Regions from separate parts of the Homo sapiens genome. Here region 1 is linked to region 2. Evidence: read pairs that join two places in POLR2A ChIA-PET (ENCODE). Cell type or tissue: A673. All regions are shown on one strand. Links, peaks and the distances in the headings refer to the core of each region. The heading gives the core; the rest is flanking DNA. Region 1 overlaps HIVEP1 (HIVEP zinc finger 1). Region 2 overlaps HIVEP1 (HIVEP zinc finger 1).

The links. ChIA-PET counts read pairs that join two places held together with the same protein. Peaks named below come from ENCODE experiments on the same cell type or tissue, not always from the same donor. Only the 100,000 strongest peaks of a DNase experiment are listed, where the experiment ranks them.
Region 1: POLR2A ChIA-PET joins it to region 2 with 5 read pairs; 5 of 35 experiments call an interaction of 5 or more read pairs at or near these places.

The regions. Positions count from the first base shown.
Region 1 is chr6:12,016,943-12,025,282 of GRCh38, forward strand. All of the region lies in intron 2 of HIVEP1 (HIVEP zinc finger 1), which reads left to right. Among named protein-coding and RNA genes, the nearest start is that of HIVEP1, 8.8 kb to the left of the region's middle. In A673, for the core only: no CTCF peak of the experiment used is centred there; a DNase peak (open chromatin) is centred at 6,229; H3K27ac peaks cover 963 bases.
Region 2 is chr6:12,085,699-12,094,038 of GRCh38, forward strand. It overlaps HIVEP1 (HIVEP zinc finger 1), which reads left to right. Exons shown (of 9, transcript NM_002114.4): 3 at 3,486-3,539. Among named protein-coding and RNA genes, the nearest start is that of HIVEP1, 78 kb to the left of the region's middle. In A673, for the core only: no CTCF peak of the experiment used is centred there; a DNase peak (open chromatin) is centred at 5,203.

The DNA.
Region 1 (8,340 bases), core at 261-8,260, 69 kb before region 2:
TTCTAGTTTGCACAAGTGCAGCATACAGATGAGCAGCAGCCCTAGCCCAGCACAGTTCCTGGCAGCTAATGGCAGCCCAAATATTTGTTGAAGGAACGAGTGCATGATTGATCTGAAGGTGTTATTTATTAGGCCATAAGTATTAAACATTTTTCATATTTAAAATATATGTTCATAACATTCTAGATAAAATGACTATCCTGAGAAACACAGATTTACAGGCCATAGGCTCTTTTCCTTTCTGTATCAAATAAATGTTCAACTCAGCACATGTTTGTTACTGTGTCTGGAATTGGTGGGTTCTTGGTCTCACTGACTTCAAGAATGAAGCCACAGGCCCTCGCCGTGAGTGTTATAGCTCTTAAAGGTAGCGTGTCCACAGGTTGTTCCTTCTGATGTTCAGATGTGTTTGGAGTTTCTTTCTTCTGGTAGGTTCGTGGTCTCGCTGGTTCAGGAGTGAAGCTGCACACCTTTGCGGTGAGTTTTATAGCTCATAAAGGCAGTACAGACTCAAAGAGCAAGCAGTAGCAAGATTTATTGCAAAGAGCACAACAACAAAGCTTCCACAGTCTGCAAGGGGACCCAAGCAGTTGCAACTGCTGCCTCCGGCAGCCTGCTTTTATTCTCCCGTCTGGCCCCACCCACATCCTGCTGATTGGTCCGTTTTACAGAGAGCCGATTGGTCTGTTTTACAGAGAGCTGATTGGTCCATTTTGACAGGGTGCTGATTGGTGTGTTTACAATCCCTGAGCTAGACACAAAAGTTCTCCAGGTCCCCACTAGATTAGCTAGATACAGAGTGCTGATTGGTGTATTTAAAAACCTTGAGCTAGATAAAGAGTGCTGATTGGTGTATTCACAATCCCTTAGCTAGACATAAAGTTTCTCCAGGTCCCCACTAGACTCAGGAGCCCAGCTGGCTTCACCCAGTGGATCCCGCACTGGGGCCACAGGTGGAGCTGCCTGCGCCTTGTGCCTGCACTACTCAGCCCTTGGGTGGTCGATGGGACTGGGCGCCTAGGAACAGGGGGCAGCGCTCATCGGGGAGGCTGGGGCCGTGCAGGAGCCCATGGCGTGGGGGGTGCTTAGGCATGGCGGGCTGCAGGTCCTGAGCCCTGCCCCACGGGGAAGCAGCTAAAGCCCGGCGAGAAATCGAGCGCAGCACCAGTGGGCCGGCACTGCTGGGGGACCTGGCGCACCCTTCGCGGCTGCTGGCTTGGGTGCTAAGCCCCTCACTGCCCGGGGCCTGCCAAGCCCACGCCAACTGGGAACTCTAGCTGGCCTACAAGCGCCACGCGCGGCCCCCGTTCCTGCCCGCGCTTCTTCCTCCACACCTCCCTGCAAGCTGAGGGAGCCGGCTCTGGCCTGGGCCATCCCAGGAAGGGGATCCCACAGTGCAGCGGCGGGCTGAAGGGCTCCTCAAGCGCGGCCAGAGTGGGCACCAAGGCGGAGGAGGCGCCGAGAGCGAGTGAGGGCTGACAGCACGGTGTCACCTCTCATTACTACCTTCATGTACTTCATGTTCTTATGATAGGGATAAAATGATAAAACACAGGTCTCGAAAGAAGAATGGAGTTGAAGAGCTGATAGGTAAACATGTAACTATGTACTATGGTGAGAAATGAATAGTATGGAGATTCCACAGAGATAGGGAGTCATTATTTTGTCCCCATTGTAGGGGGCGCAGTTTGGGGTGAAGCAGAATGATGATTTAGGGAAGGAAAGTTAACACCTGGATTTGGTTCTTAAGGCTGGGAAGTTATCTGCGAAGCTGACAAGGCAAAGTGAGTGCATTTCATCCTGGGGTAGCAGGTTGTGAAATAACTTGGGGACTCTGAGCAACTTTAAATGGTTCTCTACTTCTAGAGCATAAGAAGTTCTCTTCAGGAGGGATGAGAAGGAGACAGAGAGGCAGGATACTGGAGCAGGAGAATCAGGAGGAATCAGATCAGGAAAGGCCCTCAGATTTAAGCCTACATTTCATATGTAGAGTTAAAAGTTTTAATAAGAAAACTTGCTTCTTTAAGATATTTTTAAAGTTTTCAAAGAGAACTTGGAATAAATTGTGTCTGACTTGTCTGTGAGCGTTTAGGAAGTTGTTTGACTAAGGTAGTTAAGAACTCACAGCCACTAAAGAAAAGATTGGAATAGATTAGCTCTAGTAAGCACACTAAAGCCACCTCAGTGGGACTTCTGATGGGGAAGGGGAAGACTTCAGGGAAGCGGCGGCTTCTGAGCCAGTGTAGCTCACTCAGCAGCGGGGGACGGGAGTGAAGCTCTAGGTCCCCATGGGAAACCCTGAGTAAGCAAAGGGACAGAGGGGTTGGTGCTCGGCGGTGACACCTAGAAACTTCCGCGCTCCTCACAATGTCTGTAAGGACTCGAGCCCTGGGAAGGATGTGGGGGTTAGAGTAAGCAGGTAACCATCAGCTCCTGAGATTAATTTTTGAGCGTATCTTTAATATCTCATTGTGACAGTTTGGAATATCAGGTTTGTTGTGCCCTACCTGTGATCCACTGCTTTGCTTTACTAGAAGACATCTCTAATGCGATGAGATAAGAAATGCGGGGAGAGGAAATTGGGAGACCAGAAGAGGAGTCACAGCCCAGTTTGCCCCTACTGTTTCTGCCGTCAGCTCAGGAGCTTTCAGGAAACCCATCGCCTCTTTTTAGGCTTCCTGGGGGAAATAGTCTGAAATGTTTGTCTTGTGCTTGGTAATCAAGTCCGTATTAAAAGGCAGATACCTGATACTTTCTCAAATTATATTTTTCTTATGCTTCCATGGTAGTTTCACCTCTTAGAATGTAATCTTTCTTTGATTTATTCTTGGTTCTCCTGCTGGGACAGATATATCCCTACGGATGTGCAAAGCCACAGGGTAACATGTATCTTTCAGGAATGTGAATTTTACTTGGGGAAAAATACGTATACTTGTCTGTGTGTGCACACGTATACACATATTAAAGTATTAGGCAAGCATAAAAATGTGCAATACCGGAATCTATCATGGAAGAGTATAGAAAGTTTGCATGGATTTGAAAATTAAGCCTGCATAGACTGCTTTTATAAGGAGATGGAGTATCTACTTCTTTGCTCTTAGAGGTTGTTTACTAGAAAAGGTATAAGAAGAATTGTTAGGTTAAGGGCAGGAAACAAATTGGGGACATAAGTGAGACAGTGTCCGACTTGATGGGTGATCTGTATACTGTGTAGGACTGTGGTTTTGTTGAATTCAGTCTCTTCACCCTTGGCCCAGCGTTAAACCAGATAGAATCAGTTCTCCATGCCTGTTTCCCATCTGCAGGAAACGTGGTGGGTGCCGTTTTGACACCGACCTATCCTTTGTGAGGTTGAAGAATTTTGGAAGAGCATGAGAGCAGCACTTGGTGTTCAGAAGAAAGGCTTAGCATGTTGTCCTGGGTTCCGTGGAGAAGGGTCACTGGACTGCACGGGGTGGCTCTTCCGCATGGTCTTGGTGAGTTGACAGCAGGGCAGCGCTGTGTCTCCCAGCCATCATTCCTTACTCATCGCTGCTCTGTGGAGGGGTTATCTCCACCACCTTCTCAGGCCTTCGCTTGGACCCTTGAGTAACATGGAATGGAGGAGTTGGTGACTTGCAGGGGGTTCCATGCCTCTTCCGTTGTGATAAAGGGCTCTATTCGTGTTTTGCCACTCATTCTTGTGAATGTGTTTCAAAGCTTTGAAAAAAAGGAAAAGAGGTGTTACTTACTTTAGTTGTATTTGGGCCTAGGGTTTCAGAGCTTCATTTCCTTTAAGATTGGAAGTCAGTGTGGAAAATACTAAGTATTAACCTTTTGCAAAACATGTTTTGAAAATTTGGTGTAGCTGTTTTTCATTTTTATTGGTTGAGTTCATTTGGCTCCGAACACTCTGCAAAAAATGAGAACTCTTTTCCTGTCTGAGAACCAGATTTCTTTCTTTCTTTCTTTTTTTTTTTTTTTTTTGAGACGGAGTCTCACTCTGTCACCCAGGCTGGAGTGCAGCGGTGTGATCTTGGCTCACTGCAAGCTCCACCTCCCAGGTTCAAGCCATTCTCCTGCCTCAGCCTCCCAAGTAGCTGGGACTATAGGCGCCTGCCACCACGCACAGCTAATTTTTTTGTATTTTTAGTAGAGACAGGTTTTCACCACGTTGGCCAGGCTGGTCTCAAAACTTCTAACCTCAGGTGATCCAACCGCCTCAAAGTGCTGGGATTACAGGCGTGAGCCACCGCACCCGGCCCAGACTCCTTAAAATGTGAGAAGTAGCACTGAGGAATGTGATCAGATCATGGCCTTGATTGACACATGGGGTCGCTTTCCACGGTTGGCCTTCTTGTTCTCCACGGCATCTTGTGCATAGCCATTTGCCATTTCAGGAGCTCAGCATGCACATCCGGTATTTCTGTGCTTGGTTGTCTTTCTGGAAGTTACTTCTTCTCCTTTTCCATTTCTACTGTTTTCTTACTCTGTATGGGAGATGTCTCTGCTAAAGATTTCACCTCTGAGTTTTTTCCCCCATTTTCTGTTCTCTTGTCAGATATCCTCCTCCCCTCCACAGACATGCCCTGGGTCTCCTTTGCTTGTGTCCACATGTGCCTTCTTGTACTTACAATATTACATCATGATCATTCTTCTCCAGGTCTCTTATCTTAGCGGGATTATAATATGTTAGAAGAGACCATTTTGGTCATCTGTGTGCAACAGAAGAATATTTGGTTGTGTTAACTTTTTGTTTTTGAGACGGAGTTTCACTCTTGTTGTCCAGGCTGGAGTGCAGTAGTGCTGTCTTGGCTCACTGCAACCTCCGCCTCTAGGGTTCAAGCAATTCTCCTGCCTCAGCCTCCGGAGTAGCTGGGATTACAGGCCTGTGCTACCACCCCCGGCTAATTTTGTATTTTTAGTAGAGACTGGGTTTCACCATGTTGGCCAGGCTGGTCTTGAACTCCTAACCTCAAGTGATCCACCCGCCTTGGTCTCCCAAAGTGCTGGGATTACAGGCATGAGCCACTTCACCTGGCCTGGTTGTGTCAACTTTTTAGCAAACTAGAGGGTTGAGATGATTTATACTCAGGGAATTTGTTTACATTTTTGAACCTCGAGTAGGAAATGCTTCTTCCAATATTTGGTAGCTTCTGATTAAAAACTTGTGATAATTTTAATTGCCTGAACAGATAAACCAGGTGGTTATTGTTAACTTTTGTTTTATATGAAATTTTACTTCACATACAGGATTTTTTTTTTTTGAGACGGAGTTTCACTCTGTCACCCAGGCTGGAGTGCAGTGGCACGATCTTGGCTCACTGCAACCTCCACTCTCCAGGTTCAAATGATTTTCCTTCCTCAGCCTCCTGAGTAGCTGGGACTACAGGCTCCTGCCACCGCACCCAGCTAATTTTTTGTATTTTTAGTAGAGATGGGATTTCACCATTTTGGCCAGGCTGGTCTTGAACTCCTGACCTCGTGATCCACCCGCCTCGGCCTCCCAAAGTGCTGGGATTACAGGCATGAGCCACCGTGCCTGGCCCATATACAGGATTTTTATAGCTTATCCATTTGGTACATTTAATTACTATAAAGACAAAGAGTTTGGCCTCATGCAGTCACTGACTTGCTATGTGGTTGGTTTCCTTGTGTGTAAAATGGAGATGATGTGTGAAGATGAGATGATATGGCAAATGTAAGCATTTGCCACAGTGCCTGACACAGGGTACACGCTCAATCCAGAGAGCTACTACTTTCTGTAAAAAACTGGTTTATGTCAGACTCCTTGGTTCCATATGCTTTATAAACACAGGAAACAGGAATATCTACATAAAATCTGTAAATGCATTTTAGGCTTCTCATGTGCTCAATGTTGATTACTGACATGTCCCATTCTTGTTCTGACTATTCAAAGGTTGGGATCTGGGGGAGAGAGGTCAGTGCAGAAAATAATTTGGGAATATTCTTACCAATGTGCTGCTCCCTCCATTTTTCCACTTAAATTCATTTAAGCCTTGCCTCGTTTTTTGACAGTGTTAGATGAGGTTAAACAGAATATTTGTCTTCACTTAGTTCTCAAGAAACAGATTCTGAGGGCTTCTGTTTTATTGTTGAACTCTTTTAAAAAATGTCGGTGTCACAGATCACGCGGGATTGAAGTGAAGTGCTCTCCTTAGGTTCCAAGATGGCAGCCATCTCTCTGTCCCCTCCTCCGCTTCTGTGTGACACAAGAGAAGCCCAGCCGGGGTTTCAGAATTAATCTGATTAAGATGAATGTTTTCATTTGCTATCAATTGTGGGCCTACTCCAGTGGTTATTTTACAAAGTCTACTACCAGGAATAAAATCTTACGTTTACTTGTTATGTAGGGATTATCTTGTTGAGCTGATAAGTGGAGTAGGTTTAATTTTGATGATTTTCAGATGGAATTCCAGCTGTTTAAGCATCGTTTTTCACATTTGAATGTTAGGTCAGCAGTTCCATGCTGACAGCCTTAAGATTTGAGAAATCAAAAATCTTGTAGTGGAAACAACCCCATGGCTTATTTCAAAAACAAAAACAAAAGAAATTCTCTATATTGTAGCTAGAAAGGAAATAAGTAATAATTTAAAAAATAGTTTTTGTTAATATGGGTGAAAAAGTTACTAGGAGCGATCATGTAGATAGCTGACAGTGCTTAGTTTGAGGAGGATAAAAATATGAAAATGGAGTTAACATAGCAAGCCTCCTTTTTTTTTGCAGATAATTATTTTTCGGCTCATGTTGAGAGCTTATTTGATGCTTTCTGAATGCTTATTAACGTTAGCCAAATGCTTCTTTTTAAAAGCAAATACAAAATGTAGTAATATGATTAACCAGAGTAATGATTTTATTTTAGAACATTTTTGTACAAAATATGTTCTGATGAGGTACAATCTTATCTTACCATAGAACGGAAAAATACATAATTTGTGTAAAATCTCCTATCATAGAAAAACATTTTTAAGCTTCACATTTAAAATGGTGATAATTTGAGCAAGTCTGGGCTAAAGTTGATTCTTGTATTATGCAGAAAAATATTTTATGAATAAATTAAGTGCTTTACTTTTTCATGTACATATTTAACTCTTTAAAAACATTTTTGCAGTACTCTTCTGCATATTAATACTATGCTCATTACAGGTGATGCTGTTATACTGTTAACCATTGTTCACTATAGCACAAAAACTTATAACCAAAGAGAGACCTTTCTTCTCAGTGCTCAAGTCATTCTTTGAGAAAGAAGCTCTTTTTGATCATGAGGCTTTAGGCTTACATTTGGTATACAGTTGCATTGATTTTGATTTTTTTTTTTTTTTTTTTACAATTTTAATGAGAAGTTGTCAAAAGGTTTTTAGAAATTTTCTATGATGAATTTTGTTCTAGAAAATATTCTAAGGCTGTGCTGTGATGCAAACATATTGAAAAAATAGAAAGTGATAACAAAACGGTTGGCTGCTGTGTAATGAGATAGCAGTCCCTAAGCATGAATTGGAACCATACGATTTAAGAGTTACACCTACTTAATACAAAGCTTGATTTTTATGGTCCTTATGTGTTTCTGTCCACAGAATTTCTGTGTGCCTGTGTGACTAGAGTATGAATTTAACCAAGCATACTTGTTATTTTGTACTTTGAAGTGTGCTTACATAGGTTTATCTTCAAATTCTTTCAGATTTGCCAGTGAAGAAAAAGATAGGGTGAGCATACAACTGCTTAATATAGTATCCAGATGGAAATAGGTTAAATATACAATTAGGGTGGTATTTGATAGTTTAAAGATAAAGAGAAAAATAAACTGGGCTGATACACAGGGACTTGGAAGGTGGTTGGTTAAGCCACGCCAGGAGTGAACCAAGGCTCTCCCTTGTGTTGCTGGGTTCTTGTGCGCCTCTCTGAGAGAATTACACATTTTACAGCAGGAAGGATGGACCTTGGAGGTCATTTAGTTCAGCCTCCTCATTCTGCAGATGGGAAGGCCCAGTGGCAAGAGGGAGGTGGTTTTATATAGGTCTTACGATGATAAAAAGGGCGAACCTTTCCACAGGTCTCTACTAGGCTCTGTTCAGAGGGCTTTTCATGTTTTCTCATTTGATTCCTACAGCTACCTGAGACAGGTACTTTTATGATTCCCATTTTATAGATGTGGAAATGAGGCACAGAAAGATTGCTATTTGCCCAGGGTCACATAGCTAGGAGTCTGCAGTGCTTTTGCTTCTAACCATCATGCTTATACTTGCTGATGTTGATAGTAGAAAGTTCTTTCCTGATTAGTAAGAGTTTAGAAATGCTCTCCATCCCAGTTAACTTGCTAAGCATAGCACACAGAGCTGAGGT
Region 2 (8,340 bases), core at 232-8,231:
GAATGAGAGGCAGGCCTCTGAGATGGTGAGGGAGACCCTCCCCACACGCACTTTAGCATAGACTGAAGAATGGTCAGAGAGCAAGGGGCTACTGTAAATCCTTATTTGAAGATTATGTAATTTCTATAAATGATTTGTTTTTAATTCAGTCTTCTTCCAGAAACCCTAAAAGAAAGATTATTATTTCTTAACGGCTCTAGGACTTTTTCCTTTTGTTCAGTGGTTTCAGATTATGTTTCACTAATAAAGAGACTTCTTTTATGATTATTTGTGAGTGTTGAAAATGAGATATTTTTGCATCATTTTCTTACACAAAATTTTTAATTTAAGGTATCACACAAGATAGTTCTTATAGCCTTTATCATTAACAGTTTCTGTGTATACATTTTTAATAGTATACATTTTTAATAGTTGTAGGACAAAAATTTAGTCTATACTATTAGTTACTTCTCTTCTAGCCTATTGCTGTTTTAGCCACTGGCCTTTCTGGATCTTAAAGATTACAGATCCATTCACGTGTTTGCTGGGATCTTTCTTCCAAGTGATGGCTCCTCCAAGTGTATTTAATGTAAAAATTGAATGAATTAAGATTACATGTTAATTTAAATACAGTAAGAACTCATTATAGTAAGAATGCATATTATGGGCTTCAGATTTACTGACGTGGTATGAGTATTCTTTTTGTTTGTATAACTATTTTTATTTTTAGGTAACAGCAACAGAGAAACTATTATTTATTTCTGAATGTATAGTTCTTTGGGAAATTGTTAACCCAGATCCCAGTGGTGGTGGGAGGGCATGATGGGGGATGTCTTAGAGTCTAACATGCCATTTTTTTCCCTTTGCTCCCCCTCCCCTAAATCAAGACTTACGGTGAGAGATGTGATTGCTGGGGAGTGTTACCCTTGGTAAAGGTTTGGCAAAAAGGATGTGTTGGAAACTGCCTCTTATATTGATGAACTTAAAGCTGTAGCTTTAGAGTCTAGCAGGCAGCCCTGAAATTAATGTAGTTGAGAAAGGGGCAGGATTTTTCATTTTTAATAGGGAATTACATGTATGCATAATATGTATGCACGTGGGATATTAGTTGAAATGTAAAACTATATTTTTTCTCTGTCACGGTGAAAAAATATAAATAACGCTTTACATATCAGTAAACTGTCTTGTATGAATCAGTTAAGAGCGTGTAGTAAATGACTACTTTCTTTGTAATTTTGGAGAGTGTCTTTAAAACACATCATATTTACCAGGAGAATTATAAAAACACACTAAATATAAACAGGAATTGTAATAAAACTTGCCCAAAGCAAAAGCTTTTATAATGGCTGTTACAAGCTAATTGGAGATTGTTTACCTATTGACGTGGAGCTATAGGTAGAAGCATTTGAGGAGGTACTTATTATATTTATTGTAGTAGCTGTCCTAAATCAGTAGTCTAAATTTATATACTGTTATTATCAAGATAAAAAGGTAACTTAGTTGAAAATTTTAAAAGCAGAGACTAGTATTTTGTAAGCAGATATAAACAAGTTATTTTTGTAAGAGTTTTGTTATGTTGAAGTGCAAACAGAAAGTGGCCAAACTTCAATTACTTAACAACAGCTATTCTGTAAGTATTTGTTAATCATGAGTTCTTGTTGCTTTAAGCCACAACTGATTCTATTAAGAAAAGTTGTTTTGATTATATAATGCAAAATTATGTGCACATAAACTATTAAGCACAGTTGTTACTACTGTGAATATATAATACATATATATTATTTATGATTCTTAAGTTTGGGTGAATTACTGGCATAGAAATAATAGTGCTTTGGTAATAAAAGTCCTTTTACATGTTTTTCAAGTACTATATGTTATGTGATTTGTTTATTATTTATAGTTTGAAAATCTGCAGGTAATTCATGTATTTCGTTTTTTAAAAGTGGGTCTTAGCCTTTTGTTACTTACACTGTGTTAATACGGATTTCATGCAAGCATTCCATATTTTTCTGTCTGAAGCAAAACTACCACTGAGCACAGGATCCAGTTTCTGCATTTAATGTGTGTTTTTTTCCAGGACTATTTCAACTTCACTCATCGTTTCATGAGCAGTAACTAAAGTTTATAAATAAGAAAAATTGTCTTATTCCAAAGATTGCCTGTACTACTCTCAAATTATATTCTGGATCTGATAATTCGCAGGAAGCAAATAAGACATTGCTGTGGGCGATACATTTATCAGGATGAAAATTTAGTTATTTTTGACTATTGTTGAGATGTAATGTCCTATATTTCAAACTAGCTTGCTTCCTTTGTTCTGTTCTCCCACTTTGCCTTGGCAAGTTGGATCAATATGCAATTGAAAGACGTTTGATCTGTAAATAGAAGGTTCTCTGAATTTCTTGGCCTTTCTGGCAAGATAGGGAGAGAGGCAGGTAGATCAGAGTTTGAAGGGCCCATGGTGTGCGGTGTCTGCCTTTTATTTATTTGGAGTAGGATACCATATTGGAGGTTACATCTTCCATGGCCAGTGAGCAGCGGTAGGGTCAGCATTGGAGACAACTTCTGAGCTGATGCGTTTATTTAAATTGTACTTACACATTTGGGATATGTAGAATGTTATATAATTATCAATATTGTCTTCAGTTCAGTACAAAATAGTACCCTGGGAATTTGTTCCTTTTGCCATTTTAATAAGTACCTAGACCAGTGTGTTAAATTTGGAATCGATTACTGCCCATGTCATGAAGTATGTATATCCTTATAAAGTTTAAATTAATTATTATTGAAATAGAGCATGCACATATTTACAAAATCCAGTTGTGCCCAGAGCCCCAGGTCAAAGAACAGCAGGAGCAAGGCACTGCTCCCAATTCTCTTAGTTATTGCTCCTGGGTTACATCTGTCTGACAAAACTGTGCACATGTGTAGCAGTTCTGCAGTGAGTTGTGTATAGTACCTCTTGAATGCAGTACTCTGTCCTCATACTTCATAGATGCTGTCAGCTCTATGCTGCCAGCAAGGGATATAGACACTTTCTGCCATGCCATATTTCAGCTCATCCTCGTCTCTGTTTTTCCATCCTTTTCTGTCTTCTGTCTTAAGTCTTAGCTTTGCTTAATCTGGTTGTTTCTAAGCTAGTAAGCATTTGTTATATCTCTAAAATCCCTATTAGGTACTTTGTATGTAAAGATAGTATTATTTTTAGATACTTTGATTAGATGACTAGACTTTTAAAGCTGTAGTTCAGTATCTAAAGTGTACTAATTATTTGCATTATGGAAACATTTATTAATTGGAAATAGTCCTTGTGACTAAGAAATGATTAAAATTATGAATTTAAAAGGGAATATATCCTTCAACAGTTTATACACATCTGTATCATAATTTATTCAACACATTTTTTACTAGGTATCTGACACTGTTTAAAAGTAGTATGTTTGCTTTACTGTACTCTTATTTGTTTAAGGTAAATTAATTTATAAATTTTTCTCTGTTTTTCTTAGACAAAATTGAAGAAGCACAAAAAGAACTTAATGGGGCAGAAGTTTCAAAAAAAGGTAAATTAAAATCAGCTTGAATGTAAACTTTATTCTTGCAATGATGCCTATACATATACCTCATAAATGTAGCCTTATGAAATAAATCAGTATAGACATATCACAAAATTAGAAATCCCCTTGAACTTATTGATACTTAAAATGTTGTGGACTTTGCTTCATGAAACATTTTAGCCACATAGCACATTCTATAACTGTTTCCCACATATTAATGTATGACTGGTAGAAGTGTGAAAGGTTATTGCAGCTCTTTTGAAAGTCCTGTTTGTGAGACTGTCCTGTAGCAATAAAAGTACCAATATAAGGAACACAGTTGGCCGTGTCCATGCATGTGTGTTCATGTGTGCATTCATGTGATGCAGTTTTCTTTTTTTTTTTGTAGCGACAAAAACCTAAGGCAACTAAAACAGCCTGAATACCAGTCAGTGGAAGAACAGTTGAATCATTTGTAGTATACTCATATTTTGGGGTATCACGCAGCTTTGAAAAAGTGTTAATTACTTTAGTTGATGGTGATAACTTATCAAATAAGAAAAATAACATTGCAATGTAGTATGTAAAATATCTTATTTTTTTGTGAAAACTAACAAAGTCAAGTGTGTATACAAGTATTTATATGTATATATATATACGCATACACACACAGAGGCTTCTGTGAGATTGGACAATGTTGGAAAGGATTTATACACAGATATGTGTTAATAGTGGGAAGAGGAGCAAGGGAAGATGACCCACTCATTTATATGCCTTTGTATTATTTCACCAGCTGCAATGGGTGTAATTTTGTATTAAAATTAAAAACTTGAAAGGAAAAAATTGGTTTTCACCATAGAAAACATAGATTATCTTTCCAAGTAATATAAAAAAATAGATGTGATGCAGAAGAGCATGTAGGGATGGTCAGGTAGTGAGGTAAATACTGTTGAAACACTATCTGTTAATGAGCAAAATTGATTATGTGCTTTTAATATTGTGGGCAAATAAAGTTCTCTTTATGACATTTGTATTCCGTGATTTATTATTTATTTTGCCTTGTATCTTCAAATTACAGCAGACTATTTTGACAGAGTAATTTAGCTAAATAGGATTCCAGTTGAAAGCCGTTTTACAAAAAATAGCTTTTAAATCTAGTTAGACTACTGAGCAGGTATCTGTAGGGGAAATAATTTCCTGCCATCCCAGTTCTCCATCCCTTAAACCAGCCTGTGAAGCCTTCAGGATGGTTTGGGGTTGGTCTTACATTTATGGGGTACTATGTAGCACCCCTCATGTCTGCCTTCTCCTCACCCCACGCTCCTTCCATGGGAGCTCTGGAAGGGCCATGTATATCTGACCCTCTAATGACATTCTTACAGAAAAACAAGCATAGAAGAGTAAAGATGTCTCCATGGCCACCTTGTCCCTTTGAAGGGTTGACTGACTTAAACGCATGAGGCATTTGAGACACTCAGGTTATAAGAGGCCATACTTTTAAAGTTTTCTTTCTCTATAGCCAGCCTTTTTTTTTTTTTTTTTTTTTTTTACATCTAGTCATGGTTTAGAGCTGCTTCTAGTAGCAAAGCAAATGTGAGCCTGTCTTCCTTTTCCTTGTTACTTCTTTGGCAAGAGTTTTCAGAACAGTGAACTAAATGCCTGATAGGAAGGAGGAAATGAAACAAAGGTTCTAGAAAGAGAAATTGGATAATGAGGTTCAGAATAATGGATTGGGCTACAGTTGGCAGGCTACACTTATTTAAGAGCTAGGATGAATACCAAGTGAGCATTGTTCTGTGCAGTTCACTGCATAGAATTACTGCTTGGCTTTCATTTTTATACAGAAATTAAAAATAAAATAGTTTTCCCTTTCAAATATAAGTAAGAAATAATATCAGTTTCTCTTTAACAACATGAAAAGTCTGAGTAACAGTGGTGTTGAGATTTTTCAAACCTTTTCTTGCTGATACCTATTTTATTTTAAAGGATATTCATTTCTTCCATCAAAGAATATACTTTAAAAATATAGACGTTCATTTTAGATTATGGTAAGTCATCTACAATAGATCTCTTTTTCATTGTTTTTCTGACGTACTTTGGGTTTTTTCACCCTGTAAGTTTAGCCACATTGCTTTTTAAAAAAATTATTTTTAAACACTGCTTGTAGTTCTAAGGCTTTGTCTCCATTAAAGGTTCTGTGGTCTTTAACTTATTTGAGGCTCTTTCTCCCTTTCTCTCTTTTTTGTAATTATTAGGACAAGTAACTAATTTATTTTCAGAAGTATCTAGCATAGTAGTAGGCTCTTAAAAGCAACTTCCTCATTAATAGATTAAAAAAGACATTTCCTCTTGTATTTTAATAATTTAAGGAGGATTAAATCTGTTTAGTGTAATATGGAAGTAAAGAAACTGACTTTGCCTATCATACACCAATAGAATAAAGAAATGCACTAAATTATGTTAATGTACTTATTTTATTCTTTTTCTCTTTTGAATGAAAATCAGATGACTTTAATTTGATTTATTTTGATTTTAATCAATTTAGGGATAGAGATAAGGATGCAACATTCACACAAGTCTCCATAAAGTCATTATGTTTTTCCTTACAGTGCTATCTCCTGATTCTTAACACACATTGTGCTTGACACTATTTTTAAAATTGTTGAGTGGGATTTAAATGAAATAGTGACTGTCACAGATGTGGTAATGGAATATGAATAAAATTAACTGGGAAGAAATAAATAGATCGATTAGGAGAGCTTTTATGGCTTTCTCAAGCTTTAATTTTAATACTCTTAAATTTTTATCATACAATGTTTGACACATATAAATTAATATATGTAGCATATTAAATTACAAAGCATAAGAATGACATGGTAATCTTTGATTCTCACACCCAATTTAAGAACGGGAATGTTGCCAGTACCATTGTATCCACCCACATGCTGATCGGCAATTCATCCCATTGTCTCTTCTGTAGAGGTTTTACTGTCCTTAGTTTTGTGTTCATCATTTCAGTCCTTTTAAAAAACAATTATGTCATATAAGTATGTACCCCCAAACAATATATTTTCTAGTTGTGCCTGAGTTTGAACTTTTAAATGAAACCATATTGTACGTAGTCTTCTGCAGCTTTTTTCACTTAACGTTGTTCCTAAGATTCACCCATGCCGTTGCACATAGCTGTTACTTTTCATTGTTGTAATATTGCACTGTATGAAATTGTTGGCCCATTCTTCTGTTGATATTTAAGTTATTTCCACCTTTTTGCTATCATAAACAATGCAGGTATGAATATTTTTATATCCTAGTGCCTATGTGTGAGTTTCTAGAGCATATATAGGGAATGTGAATGTTCAGCTCTACAAAATGATGCTATATTGTTTTCCAGAGTTTTTTTTGGGGAAACTTTTTGCATTCCCACTATCAGTGTCCAAGAATTCATTTTGTACTATCAAGTACATGGTATGTTTAGTCTTTTTTTTCCTAATTGGATAGATGTTAAATCCTCTTTTATTCTGCTTTGATTTTTGTTTCCCTGGTTACTAATGTTAAAAGAAAAACTTTAGACACAAAAAGTTTAACTGATTTTATTTAAACAAAGAATGATTCATGAATCAGGCATCATTCAGAACCAGAAGAGGTTCAGAGAGCTCTGCCGAGCAGTGTGAGCAGCAAGCTCGTACAGGCTGAACTCGCAAGCAAAGTGAGAAATCACCTGATTGGCTGCAACTAGCCACCTGCCTTGTTCAGGTAGGGTGTGATGAAGTATTTGCCTTATTTGGGCATGATCTGATCAGTTGACTTCCTGTGATTGGCTGAAAAGTAGCTATTTTTTACAAAAAATACTCTAAATTAGGTTTGTGTTTGCGCACTAAATGAGGTTGTAGTTTGTTAGGTCATAACTCGAGGTAAGGAGACAGCCTCAGGCAAATGGCCTCCTGCTTATTTAATTTAATAATGTCAAACATGTCTTCATTTGTATTCCCCCTTACTGAAATGCTTGCTATTATTATTTGTCCATTTTGTAAAAATTGAGTTATCTTTTTCTTAATATATTTTGAATAACTATTCATTTTATGTGCTTTATTTTTCAGATTTATTTTTTACTTCATTTAAAGTGCCTTCTATTCACTAAAGTGAATAGAAGCTCTTGATTTTAATACTGTCAACCTATTAATTTCTTGATTTTGTGATTCATTTTTTTGTATTTTTATTTGTCTTAAATTCTTCTCTATCACAAGGTCTTAAGTATATATATATATTTTCTATATTTTCTTCTAAAAGACTTTCACGTTTCAGATTAAAAACCCATCTGGAGTTTGTTTTTTTAAAAAAATATACCTAGTTTTTTAATGTAGTGTAAGTTAGGATTCAAGTTTCTTTTTTTTCTCAAGTGGGTAACCATTGCTAATATTGTTAAATGTCCCTGAAACATTTAGTATGTTTTCCTTTTACTGTTTCGTATTAATTTTTCATTTTTGTGTGGGTTTGCTTCTTAGCTCTCTATTCTGTTCTGTGAATTTGTTTACCCATATTTTAATATCACAGTATGTTAATTACTTACCACTTTATTGTCTTGATATATACAGTGTGCAATAACTAGTATATACTATATACAGTAGGGCAGATTCCTTGTGTTATTTGCCTTCAGGAATGTTTTCACTATTTCTAGTCCTTTGCTCATCTATTTGAATTTTAGAATCAGGTCTTTAAAAAACTTGTTGGAATTTTGTTTGGGTTTGATTGAATCTGGGGCAAACTGACCATCTTCACAGTTTTCAGGCCTTCTATTCAAAAAAGATTGTATATTTCTGATACTTGTGTT